Linked DNA regions of Homo sapiens: region 2 is linked to region 1. Evidence: chromatin contacts called from ENCODE Hi-C or POLR2A ChIA-PET data. All regions are on one chromosome and are shown on one strand. Each heading gives the region's core, a stretch centred on a gene start or an enhancer-like site at or near the end of the contact. The rest is flanking DNA. Distances are from core to core; before and after follow the strand shown.

Region 1 (6,315 bases), core at 2,345-4,844:
CACAGTTTCACTCTGTTTCAATAAATAAATAAACATAATAATAAAATGTTACATGGTTCACCTCATTTCATCCTTTTTTTTTTTTTTCTTTGGAGACAGGGTCTCACTGTCACCCAGGCTGGAAAGCAGTGGCACCATCTTGGCTCACTGCAGCCACGACCTCCAGGGCTCAAGTGATCTTCCACCTCAGCTGGCACATGTCACCATGCCCGGCTAATTTTTGTATTTTTGGTAGAGACAGGGTTTCGCTATGTTGCCCAGGCTGGTCTCTAAATCCTTGGCTCAGGCAATCCCGCTTTGGCCGCCCAAAGTGCTGGGATCACAGGTGTGAGCCACCATGTCCAGCCCGCCTCATTTCATCTTTACAGCACCTCCTATCATTATCCCCATTTGACAGACAGATCAACTGAGGCCTAGAGAGAAAGAAGGTGCCCATGGTGTGAAAGATTTCAATCAGCAGACCCAAGCTGTCCAGCTCCCAAGTCAATGTTTGGACAGTTAACCTTCCAACAACACAGGTTTGAGCTTCATGGTTCCCCTTAAACACAATTTTTCTTCTGCCTCTGTTACCCCTGAGACAGCAAGACCAACCCCTCCCCTTCCTCTTCCTCTTCCTCCTCAGCTCACTCAATGTGAAGACCATTTTTTTTTTTTTTGAGACGGAGTCTCCCTCTGTTGCCCAGGCTGGAGCGCACTGGTGTGATCTCGGCTCACGGCAACTTCCGCCTCCCGGGTTTAAGCGACTCTTGTGCCTCAGCCTCCCGAGTAGCGGGGACTTCAGGTGTGAGCCACCATGCCTGGCTAATTTTTGTATTTTTAGTAGAAATGGGGTTTCACCATGTTGGCCAGGCTGGTCTCAAACTCCTGACCTCAAGTGATCCTCCCACCTTGGCCTCCCAAAGTGCTGGGATTACAGGCATGAGCCACTGCACCTGGCCCCTAATTTTTTTTTTTATTTTTGGTAGAGACAGGATTTTCACCATGTTGGCCAGGCTTGTCTTGAAGTCCTGACCTCAAATGATCCACCTGCCTTGGCCTCCCAAAGTGCTATGATTACAGGTGTGAGCCACCACGCCCAGCCTCTGAAAACCTTTTTGATGATCCACTTCCACTTAATAAATAATAAATGTATTTTCTTTTCCTTACATTTTAATATTTTTTCCCTTAAAAGGAATGGCAAAAAAAAAAAACGCAATTACTTTTGCACCAACTTAATAACATTTTCTTTTCTTTTCTTCTTCTTTTTTTTTTTTTTTTTTGAGACGGAGTCTCATTCTGTCACCCAGGCTGGAGTGCAGTGGCGCAATCTTGGCTCACTGTGACCTCTACCTCCCGGGTTCAAGAGATTCTCCTGCCTCAGCCTCCCAAGTACCTGGGATTACAGGCACGCACCACCATGTCCGGCTAATTTTTGTATTTTTAATAGAGACGTGGTTTCACCATGTTGGCCAGGTTGGTCTCAAACTCCTGACCTCGGGTGATCCGCCCGCCTCAGCCTCCCAAAGTGCTGGGATTATCGGCGTGAGCCACCGCGCCCAGCCACATTTTCTTTTCTTCAGCTTACTTTATTGTAAGAATACGATATATATAATACAGAGACACAATATGTGTATGTTGATATGTTGTCCGTAAGGCTAAGAGTCAACAGTAGGCTATCACTAATTAAGTTTTGGGGGACTTATATGCAGTTATATGCAGGCCGGGCATGGTGACTCATGCCTGCAATCCCAGCATTTTGGGAGGCTGAGGTGGGAGGATCTCTTGAGGCCAGGAGTTGGAGACCAGCCTGATCAACAGATCACAACCCTGTCTCTACAAAAACTTAAGGCATACACAGATTTCTAATTTCACAGGGGGTTGGTGCCCCTCACACCCATGTGGTTTGAGGGTCAAATGCATTATTTCCTTTCGTTGCTGTAACAAGACACCAATGCCTTGGTGGCTTAAAAAAACACAAATTTATGGACGGGTGCGGTGGCTCATGCCTGTAATCCCTGCACTTTGGGAGGCCGAGGCAGGTGGATCACCTGAGGTCAGGAGCTTCAGACCAGCGTGGCCAACGTGGTGAAACCCCATCTCTACTAAAAATACAAAAAATTAGCTGGGCGTGGTGGTGTGCACCTGTAATTCCAGCTACTCAGGAGGCTGAGGCAGTAGAATTGCTTGAAACCAGGAAGCAGAGGTTGCAGTGAGCCAAGATCGCATCACTGCACTCCAGCCTGGGCAACAAGAGCAAAACTCGTCTCAAAAATAATAATAATAATAATAAATAAAAACCACAAATTTATTATCTCACAGCTCAGGAGGACAGAAGCACAAAATGCATCTCACTGGGCTACAATCGATGTGTAGGCAGGGCTGTTTCTTTCGGAGATTTTAGGGGAAAATCTGTTTCCTTGTCTGTTTCACCTTCTAGAGGCCGCCCACATTCCTTGGCTCCTGGCCACTTCTTCCATTTTTAAAGACAGCAATCACATCAAACCCACCTCGCTTCCGTCGTTCCATGTCCTCCTCTGACTCTGCTACCACCCTCTTCCATTTTTCTTAAAGAGACGGGGTCTCACTATGTTGCCCAGGCTGGTCTCAAAGTCCTGGGTTCAAGCAGTCCTCCTGCCTTAGCCTCCCAAAGTGCTTGAACTACAGGCATGAGCCACTACACCCAGCCAAAGTCTTCAACTTGGCCAGGCGCAGTGGCTTACACCTGTAATCCCAGCACTTTGGGAAGTCAAGGCAGGCAGATTACTTGAGGTCAGGAGTTTGAGACCAGCCTGTCCAACGTGGTGAAACCCCATGTCTACTAAAAATACAAAAAATTAGCCGGGCATAGTGGTGGGCGCCTGTAGTCCCAGCTACTCGGGAGGCTGAGGCAGGAGAATCACTTGAACCCAGGAGGCAGAGGTTGTGGCAAGCCAAGATTGCGCCACTGCACTCTAGCCTGGGTGACAGAGCAAGACTCCATCTCAAAAAAAAAAAAGAAAGAAAATAAAAAGTAAAAAATAACTATATTATCTGGGTGTGGTGGTGCATGCCTGTGGTCCCAGCTACTCAGGAGGCTGAGGTGGGAGAATCGCTTGAGCCCGGGAGGCAGAGGCTGCAGTGAGCTGTGATCACGCCACTGCACTCCAGCCTGGATGACAGAAAACACTGTCTCTAAAAAACCAAAACCAAACAAATAAAAATAACAAAACAAAAACTTCTCCAATCCCCACTAACCATTAGTGTGATCCCATTTCACGACGGGCACACTGAGGTTGCTTGCTCGGGCCACACAGCTGGTGAGGAGCACAGCCAGGAGTCAAACCAACGCCCTGCTGGAGCCAACCCAGGCCTTTTCCTTGGCAGGTACTGGGAGAAGCAGAGATAACGTTGCGGCAATGGTGTGGAAGAAAAATTGGGAAAATTGAGCTGTTGGACAAGGCCAGGATTGGGAGAGGCAGCCTTCGGGTGCCAGCCTTGCTGGCTGTGACGGCTGACCCACCCAAGTGCAGTGGGCGTGGGCGATAAGAGAACTGCCACAGCCTGCCCAGTCACAGTGCTGGTGCCAGGACATCAAATGCCACCCAGCCCCCACAGCTTCCGGACACTGGCCAAGTCCCCAAGGGCTGCAGCGGCCCAAGGCCTCACCCGTACAGCCAGCCACTGGCCTCTGCCTTCCCAGAAGTCTGTGCCTGGGGAATGAGCATCGCCAGCTGCCCAGACACCTCTTTTGACAAAGGGTTTGAGGACAGCATCTGGGTGGGGAGGCTCAGAAGGGTTAAGGGCAAAAGATAGAGCGCCTACTGTATGCTGGACTATGTTAGGCACCAAACCAGAGATTTGCTTCTAGAAACATTTAACCTTTTTTTATTTTTTATTTTTTGAGACAGGGTCTCCTTTTTTGCCCAGGATGAAGTGCAGGGGCGCAATCATAGCTCACTGCAGCCTTGACCTCCTGGGCTCAAGTGATCCTCCCGCCTCAGACTCCCTAGTGGATGGGACCACAGGCATGCACCACCACGCCCCGCTAATTTTTAATTTTTTGTTTTGCAGAAACAGGGTCTCACTATGTTGCCCAGGCTGGTATAAAATTCCTGGGCTCAAGTGATCCTTCCGCCCTGGCATCCCAAAGTGCTGGGATTATAGGAGTGAGCCACCACACCCGGCTCAGCCTAAGAAGCTTTAAAAAGATCCAGATGCCACACACACACAGAAATTAATAGGTCACAATCTGGAAGGAGACTTCTTGGCTGAGCTACCTCTGAGGTGAAAACAGCTAGCCAAAGATTTGTAGAAGATTCTTTCACATGGAAAGCTAAAATCTTCCATGGACTTGAGGACTTACTTATAATTAGCTTTTAGTCCCCCTGCCAGAACAGAGGGAATTTATTAATTTTATTATGTAAGAGTTTATTTGTTTACTTGTATATTTGAGATGGGGTCTCATTCTGTTACCTAGGTTGGAGTGCAGTGGCACAATGTCGGCTCACTGCAACCTCTGCCTCCTAGGCTCAAGCAATCCTCCCACCTCACCCTCCAGAGTGGCTCGGACCACAGGCATAAGCCACCATGACCAGCTAATTTTTTTGCATATTTTTGGGAAGAAGGGGTTTTGCAATGTTGCCCAGGCTAGTCTCAAACTCCTGGACTCAAGCGATCCACCCACCTTGGCCTCACAAACAGCTGGGATTATAGGAGTGAACCACGATCCACCCACCTTGGCCTCACAAACAGCTGGGATTACAGGAGTGAACCACTGCACCGGGTCTCTTGTTTGTTTATTTATTTATTTATTATTTTTTGAAATAGTGTCTCACTCTCTTGCCCAGGCTGGAGTGCAGTGGCGCAATCTTGGCTAACTGCAACCTCTGCTGCCCAGGTTCAAGCAATTCTCCTGCCTCAGCCCCCTGAGTAGCTGAGATTACAGGTACCTGCCACCACGCCTGGCTAAATTTTGTAGTGTTAGCAGAGATGGGGTTTCACCATCTTGGTCAGGCTGGTCTCGAACTCCTGACCTCAAGTGACCTACCCGCCTGGGCCTCACAAAGTGCTGGGATTACAGGCGTGAGGCACTGCACGCAGCCTAAAATAATATTTTAAAATAATGCTCTCTAGCCCGGCACAGAGGCACATGCCTATAGTCCCCTACTTAGGAGGTTGAAGGGGAAGGATCGCTTCAGCCGGGGAATTCAACCAGCCTGGGGAACATCATAAGACTCCCTCTCAAAAAAAATTTTTTTTTAAATTAAAAATAAATAAATAAATATCATGTTCACCTTGGGGATCGATTGGGAAATGGCAAAAGAAAAGTCTTGGCGGGGCGCGGTGGCTCACAACTGTAATCCCAGCACTTTGGGAGGCCGAGGCGAGCGGATCACTTGAGGTCAGGAGTTCCAGACCAGCCTGGCCAACATGGTGAAACCCCGTCTCTACTAAAAATACAAAAATGAGCCAGGCATGGTGGCACATGCCTGTAATCCCAGCTACTCGGGAGGCTGAGGCCAGAGAATCACTTGAACCCGGGAGGCAAAGGTTGCAGTGAGCCAAGATCACGCCATTGCACTCCAGCCTGGGCAACAAGAGTGAAACTCCATCTCAAAAAAAAAAAAAAAAAAAAAAAAAGCCAGGCGCGGTGGCTCACGACTGTAATCCCAGCACTTTGGGAGGCCGAGGCGGGCAGATCACGAGGTCAGGAGATCAAGACCATCTGGCTAACACAGTGAAACCCCGTTTCTACTAAAAAAATACAAAAAAATCAGCCGGGCATGGTGGCGGGCGCCTGTAATCCCAGCTACTCGGGAGGCTGAGGCAGGAGAATGGCGTGAACCCGGGAGGCGGAGCTTGCAGTGAGCCGAGATCACGTCACTGCACTCCAGCCTGGGTGACTGAGTGAGACTCAGTCTCAAAAAAAAAAAAAAAAAAGGAAAAGAAAAGTCTCTAGGGAGAATTCTCTACCAGGGCTCTGCAAATGTTTTCTGTTAAGGACAAGATATTAAAGATTTTAAGCTTTGTGGTTCACATATCATCTGTCATATATATATATTTTTTTTTCTTTTTTCACAACCATTTAAAAATATAAGAGCCATTCTTAGCCCACTAGCCTTACAAAAACAGGCCACCACCCAACAATCTAAATATAAGTAACATTAGCCAGGCTCGGTGGCTCACGCCTGTAATCCCAGCACTTTGGGAGGCCAAAGTGGGAGAATCATTTGAGGTCACGAGTTTGAGACCAGCCTGGTCAACATAGTGAAACCCTGTCTCTACTAAAAATACAAAAATTAGCCGGGCATGGTTGTGCATGCCTATAATCCCAGCTATTCGGGAGGCTGAGGCAGG
Region 2 (6,315 bases), core at 2,411-4,910, 160 kb before region 1:
GCTCACGTCTGTAATCCCAGCATTTTGGGAGGCCAAAGTGGGCAGATCACAAGGTCGGGAGTTTGAGACAAGCCTGGCCAATATGGTGAAATCCCATCTCTACTAAAAATACAAAAAATTTGCCAGGCGTGGCGGCAGTTGCCTCTAGTCCTAGCTACTTGGGAGGCTGAGGCAGGAGAATAGCTTGAACCTGGGAGGCGGAGACTGCAGTGAGCTGAGATCACACCACTGTACTCCAGTCTGGGCGACAGAGCGAGACTCCATCTCAAAAAAAAAAAAAAAAAAATTAGCTGGGTGTAGTGGTGCATGCCTGTAATCCCAGCTACTTGGGCGGCTGAGGCACAATAATTGCTTGAACCTGGGAGGTGGAGGTTGCAGCGAGCAGAGATCACACCACTGAACCCCAGACTGGGCAACAGAGCAAGACTCTGTCTCAAAAAAAAAAAAAAAAAACCCAGGATATTTTACAGAAGACTGGTTCTGGCCTCTCTTGAGGCACCAGCAGATCTGGCTGCCTTGAGCCAAGTGGTGGCTGCCCTTGGTAAAAGGGGGAAATGGCTGCAATCCCCCACCACTCCAAACAACTTCTTGGCATGCTCTTTCTTCAAGCTGAGACAGAGGTCTGGGTACTACATACCTAGCACAAGTGGGAAGATACAGATCAAGGGGCTATGTGTGTGTGAATATCAACTGTTTGTGAATGGGCACATGATACCCATGAGTGGAAGTACACAGGCTCACCCATAGCACTGTCCATGAACGACCAGAAACGGTCAGTGATGGGTCCCCACCCGTGCTGCCTACCGTGTGGCGAGTAGACTCGAAGGTTGATGGGCACTGGGGAGATGCCTTTGTTGGTCCCCGTGACCCTGTCGGTCTCTGCTTCAATCTCCTGCCGGACTTCATCAAAGTCTGTAAACTTTTTGGACTTGCAGTGCAAAAACTCGGCATGTTCTAGAAAGGGAAGAGAGATGCTGAAAATGAGAAAGAGCTGTGGGCAGGGTGCGCATGGACTGCGGGGAGAAATGCTTTGTTGAATGAAAGTAATGACCCAGGCTGGGCACAGTAGCTCACGCCTGTAATCCCAGCACTTTGGGAGGCAGAGGTGGGCAGATCACAAGGTCAGGAGATTCAGACCATCCTCACTAACATGGTGAAACCCTGTCTCTACTAAAAATACAAAAAATTAGCCTGGCATGGTGGCACATGCCTGTAGTCTCAGCTACTCAGGAGGCTGAGGCAGGATAATTGCTTGAACCCGGGAGGCGGAGGTTGTAGTGAGCCGAGATTGCGCCACTGCACTCTAGCCTGGGAGACAGAGAAGACTCCATCTCAAAAAAATAAAAAAATAAATAAAATAAAATAAAATAAAATAAAAAAGAAAATAATGACCCAATCATCGTCACTCTAGGAATTTGGGAGTGAAAGATTCGTTCTCATGACAAGGGTCTTGGGGGAGGCGGGGGTTCCTATAGACTGAATAGACTGAGCCTCTTTCCAGATCCTGAAGATTACGTTCCCATGTGGCACTTTGCAAACTGTTAATATACGTCATGACATATTATGAATCCCCCTCCCCCAAAAATAAACAGGTAGACATAACCAATGACCAAAGTTTCTGGGATTACAGGCATATGCCTCCACGCCCAGCCATTTATTTGTTGATTGACTGATGAACAGAAGAGGAAGCACCAGGATACATCACCCAGAGAGGGTGAGTCCATTTGATTAAGGTGATGCTGCAGAGCCTCCCTTGCTGTGGGTCCCAGTCAAGGGAGTTCGATGCCCAAGTCCTTGTGGATTCATGGTCCACCAGCACATTCCAGCTCCACAAAATCCCCAGGGGTATTTCTCATGGCACTCACTTGTCCTTCTTCCCCAAGGAGCCCACAAGGTAGAGGGAAGGGGCACCCCTGCCGCCTCCTCAGAGCTGGTCTTGAGTCTTTCTTTCTCCCCCTGACTATTCAAGAGGGCCCCCTACCTAGAGACAAATCCCCCAGGAGAAATGTTTTCTGGGTATAACCCTGAGTGTATATAAGACCCGGGGGTATCTGAAAGTCACAGCAAGACTGGGATGAAGGGGAACAAAATAAGTAATTGACAAGCAGTGTGGGTCCCACCAGGAAACAAGAGAAATCCAGTCCCGAATCACAGATTGAGGACAAAGCAAATATAAGGCATGTTCATCACGGAAGGTGGCTGCCGAGTACACAGGTGTCCACTGTACAAAGCCTTGACGTTTCCAGATGTTCGAATTTTCAGAGTAAAATGTTGGGGAGGGGATATCCCCAAAGCTCAGAGATCACAGCTACTGTAGTGATGCTAAAAATAAGGGGGAAATGGCTGGGCACAGTGGCTCACGCCTATTATCCAGCACTGTGGGACGCCGAGGAGGGTGGATCACTTGAGCCCAGGAGTTCAAGACCGGCCTGGGTGACACAGTGAGACCCCGTCTCTACAGAAATTTAAAAAATTAGCCAGGCATGTTGGCGCACACCTGTAGTTCCAGCTACTTGGGAGGCTGATATGGTCTGGCTCTGTGTCCCCACCCAAATCTCATCTTGTAGCTCCCATAATTCCCTTGTGTTGTAGCAGGGACCCAGTGGGAGATCAATGAATCATGGGGGTGGGTCTTTCCCGTGCTATTCTCGTGATAGAGAATAAGTCTCACGAGATCTGATGGTTTTAAAAACAGGAGTTTCCCTGCAGAAGCTCTCTCACTCTCTTTGCCAGCTGCCATCCGTATAAGATGTGACTTGCTCCTCCTTGCCTTCTGCCATGATTGTGGGGCTTCCCCAGCCCAGCTGTGTGGAACTGTAACTCCATTAAACCTCTTTCTTTTGTAAATTGCCCGGTCTCAAATACGTCTTTATCAGCAGCATGAAAATGGATTAATATCGGCTGAAGTGGGAGGATCATTTGAGCCAGGAGCTGGAGGTTGCAGTGAGCTATGATCTATGATCACACCACTGCATTCCAGCCTGGCGACAGAGCAAGACACTGTCTCAAAAAGAAAAACAAAGAAAGAAAGGGGTAATAAGTCACACTGGCAAAGAGGTCAGAGACCTGACCCACCCCGGAGATGCGAAGATGCGCACTGCCCTGTCGTTTTTAAGAGTAAAAAAATGAAAATGGCCTCAACGTCCACCAGGAGGAGACCTGGCGACGTGAATAACACAGCCATGCCATAAACTGCCTCAAGCAAAGGCAAAAAGGGAGATGAACACCCAGCCAGGTCTAGAATCTTCAAGGCAGAAAGAAGAGTGTGAGGAGTTTCACCGTCCCATCATGGCAACCGAAGAAACTACGGCACTCTGGCCAGGCCCTGCGTGTGGTCCCGTTGCGCCTCACAAGTCCCTTGACAGGTAGGCATCTCTAAGATCCCCATTTCAAAGATGACAAAACTGAGGCCCAGAGGGGTTAAGGGCCTTGGGCCAAGTTCCGTGATGGAGCTGGGACTTGGAACTCAGAAATTCTGGCTTCAGGTAATGGCTCCTAAGCCAGATAGCCTTTGTGAGGCCACTGGAAGGAACTTCGCCTCTTTGAAATTCTCTGCAGGGTCAGGGGGAGACTCAGTGGGCTCCGATGACTGAGGACCGTGTCCAGCACAGGCACTGGCCACCCAGATCAGGGCAATGAGGACATCTGCTGGAGGATTCAGGATCCCCACCCCCACCCCCAGCCCTGCTATCAGCTGACCCAGTTCCCAAGGACAGTTACACTCCAGCCTTCTGCAGGGACAAGGGGAAACACTCGGCCGCTCTTCCTGTAGCAGCCACTAAAAATGGAACAGCTCCCAACCCCCCACAGCAAATCTCAGTTCTCTTCTGGCTCCAGGACCCCAGCTTAGCCCCAAAAGAGACCATCTCCCTTCAAAGAGTGCAGGGGGACATGGCGTGGAAGATGGGCTGGTGGCAAGGACACAGGCCCTCTCCCTAGCAGGCCTCTGTCCCACCAAGTGTGGTGTCTACAAAGCCCAGCCCTACCTCCTCCTACTCCCAGGTCTGCCTGGCTACCACCTCTCCCAGGAAGACTTCCCTGAGTGGGGCATCTTGGCCTCTTCCTCATCAGAGCCAGCTCACTTTGGATTGTATTGATGGGGCCAGGACCTGCGGCTCCAGCACCCCAGAGCCCAGCATGTACTGGCAGCACGCTGTGTGCAGTAATGAGCTCAGTCTGTAGTCAGAGGGCCTGCCCAGGTCTCAGTCTACTGATCTGTAAAATGCGCATCATAACAGGCTGTATGAGGACTCAGAGTCAATACCTGCACAGGAAGAGCATAGCCAGCACAGCTACGGTCTGAGCAGCTGGTGGGCAGAAGTCCCCAAGGAATGATGTGGCAAAGACAGCACCAGGGGCAGTGGGCGCCATCGTTCCCCCAGCACACACAGGCAGGAGCCCAGAGAGGGCAAGCTACTCTCTCAAGTCACACAGCATCCCCACCTCCTGCAGATCTCTCTCCCCACAGCAGCTGCTCCACCCAGCCCCCTCCTCCCCTGCCTTCGTTTCCCCATAACACTTACTACCATCTGACAAAGGGTGAGAAGAAATCTAATATAGAGAGCTTTACCTTGAATGTCCATGCCACCAGGGAAGGGACGCCCATCTGCCTTGGTCATTGCTGTGTCCCCAAGGGCACACTCACGCATGTTAGGTGAGAAATGGAGGTTCTGCCTGCCCGGCTGCCACAGGCTTCCCCAGCAAGCTGAATCTAGGTGTCTGAGCTGCAAAAGGTTCCCCCGGAACCTCAGGCCATTCCCCAACGCAAGGACCAGGAAACGGGCCCAGGAAGGACCACCTGCCCCACCCAAGTCCGCCCAGTCAGGGGCAGACACGAGATGGGGCTGGAACCAGGCAGCCAGACTCACATGCCAGACTTTGGAGCACGGCACCTTCCCCGGTTGTCACATGCAGGCTGGGAACCAACAGGGGATCAGAGAAGACAGGGGCTGTTTTTTTTTGTTGTTGTTGTTTTTTTTGAGACGAAGTCTCGCTCTGTCACCCAGGCTGGAGTGTAGTAGTGCAATCTCGGCTCACTGCAAACTCTGCCTCCTGGGTTCATGCCATTCTCCTACCTTAGCCTCCTAAGTAGCTGGGACGACAGGCGCCCGCCACCACGCCCAGCTAATTTTTTTGTATTTTTAGTGGAGACATGGTTTCACCGTGTTAGCCAGGATGATCGCGATCTCCTGACCTCGTGATCTACCCGCCTCGGCCTCCCAAAGTGCTGGGATTACAGGTGTGAGCCACCGCGCCCGGCCAGCAGGGGCTGTTCTTTGTGATCTCTCCTCCAAGATCCTTCTGCTGTCGGCCAACCCCTCCATGTGGGCGAAGGATATGGACAGCAGGTGCCAGAAAACCGTTTCTTCCCTAGTGGGTCAGTGAGCAACAGAACCACACCAGAGAAAAAGGCCCAGGCACCGACCAGGTCTGCCGCAGCTGCCTGCCTTTCTTCACAGGGCTCCCTGGCATGGTGAAAGTAAATGCTGAATGCCAGGTCAACAGAGGTTTTTTGTTTGTTTGTTTTGAGACTGAGTCTTGCTCTGTCACCCAGGCTGGAGTGCAGTAGTGAAATCTCGGCTCACTGCAACCTCTGCCTCCCCGGTTCAAGCTATTCTCATACTTCGGCCTCCCAAGTAACTGGGATTATAGGCGCATGCCACCACGCCTGGCTAATTTGTATATTTTTAGTAAAGATGAGGTTTCACCATGTTAGCCAGGCTGGTCTCGAACTCCAGACCTCAGGTGATCCGCCCACCTCGGCCTCCCAAAGTGCTGGGATTACAGGCATGAGCCATCATGCCCAGCCCAATAGAGGTTTAAAAGCTTCCACCAGGCCGAGAGCAGTGGCCCATGCCTGTAACTCCAGCACTTTGGGAGGCTGAAGTGGGAGAATCATTGGAGGCCAGCCTGGGCAACATAGCAAGATCCTACATGTACAAAAAAATTAAAAATTAGCTGGGCGTGGTGGCGCAAGCCTGTAGTTCCAGCTACACGGGTGGCTGAGGTGGGAGGACTGCTTGAGCCTGGGAGGTTGAAGCTGCAGTGAGCTGTGATCACGCCACTGCACTCCAGCCTGGATGACAAGGGGAGGCCAGAGACCCTGTCTCAAAACAATGACAAAAAGAGAAATAGAGTGGAGGGCCTAGCCTGGGCCTCTGGAACGCTGCATGCGCTCAAGTGCTGGAGATGAGATGATTTTTTTTTTTTTTTTAACAATCCACTGGCCCAAAGAATCAGCCAGAGGCCTTAACACTGAGTTCCCTGTCAACTTGTCCACAGCAGCAGCAGCCGAGGCCCAGCCAACAAGCCACT

Evidence for each region. Hi-C counts contacts between places; a loop is a spot of excess contacts on that map. ChIA-PET counts read pairs that join two places held with the same protein, here RNA polymerase II (POLR2A). Pooled maps may share reads with other maps.
Region 2: a pooled map of posterior vena cava shows a loop between it and region 1 (2.1-fold over the local background). The contact joins two enhancer-like sites. A Hi-C loop is called at or near these places in 2 of 50 pooled maps. POLR2A ChIA-PET finds 5 or more read pairs at or near these places in 2 of 52 experiments (B cell and common myeloid progenitor, CD34-positive).

The regions. Positions count from the first base shown.
Region 1 is chr19:10,609,915-10,616,229 of GRCh38, reverse strand. It overlaps a transcript of SLC44A2 not described here. Among named protein-coding and RNA genes, the nearest start is that of SLC44A2, 12 kb to the left of the region's middle. Within about 2 kb of position 3,594, at least 20 of the 41 ENCODE cell types and tissues checked have a DNase peak (open chromatin) inside an H3K27ac peak, as active enhancers do.
Region 2 is chr19:10,767,118-10,773,432 of GRCh38, reverse strand. It overlaps DNM2 (dynamin 2), which reads right to left. Exons shown (of 21, transcript NM_001005361.3): 3 at 805-954. Among named protein-coding and RNA genes, the nearest start is that of MIR4748, 10 kb to the left of the region's middle. Within about 2 kb of position 3,660, at least 16 of the 41 ENCODE cell types and tissues checked have a DNase peak (open chromatin) inside an H3K27ac peak, as active enhancers do.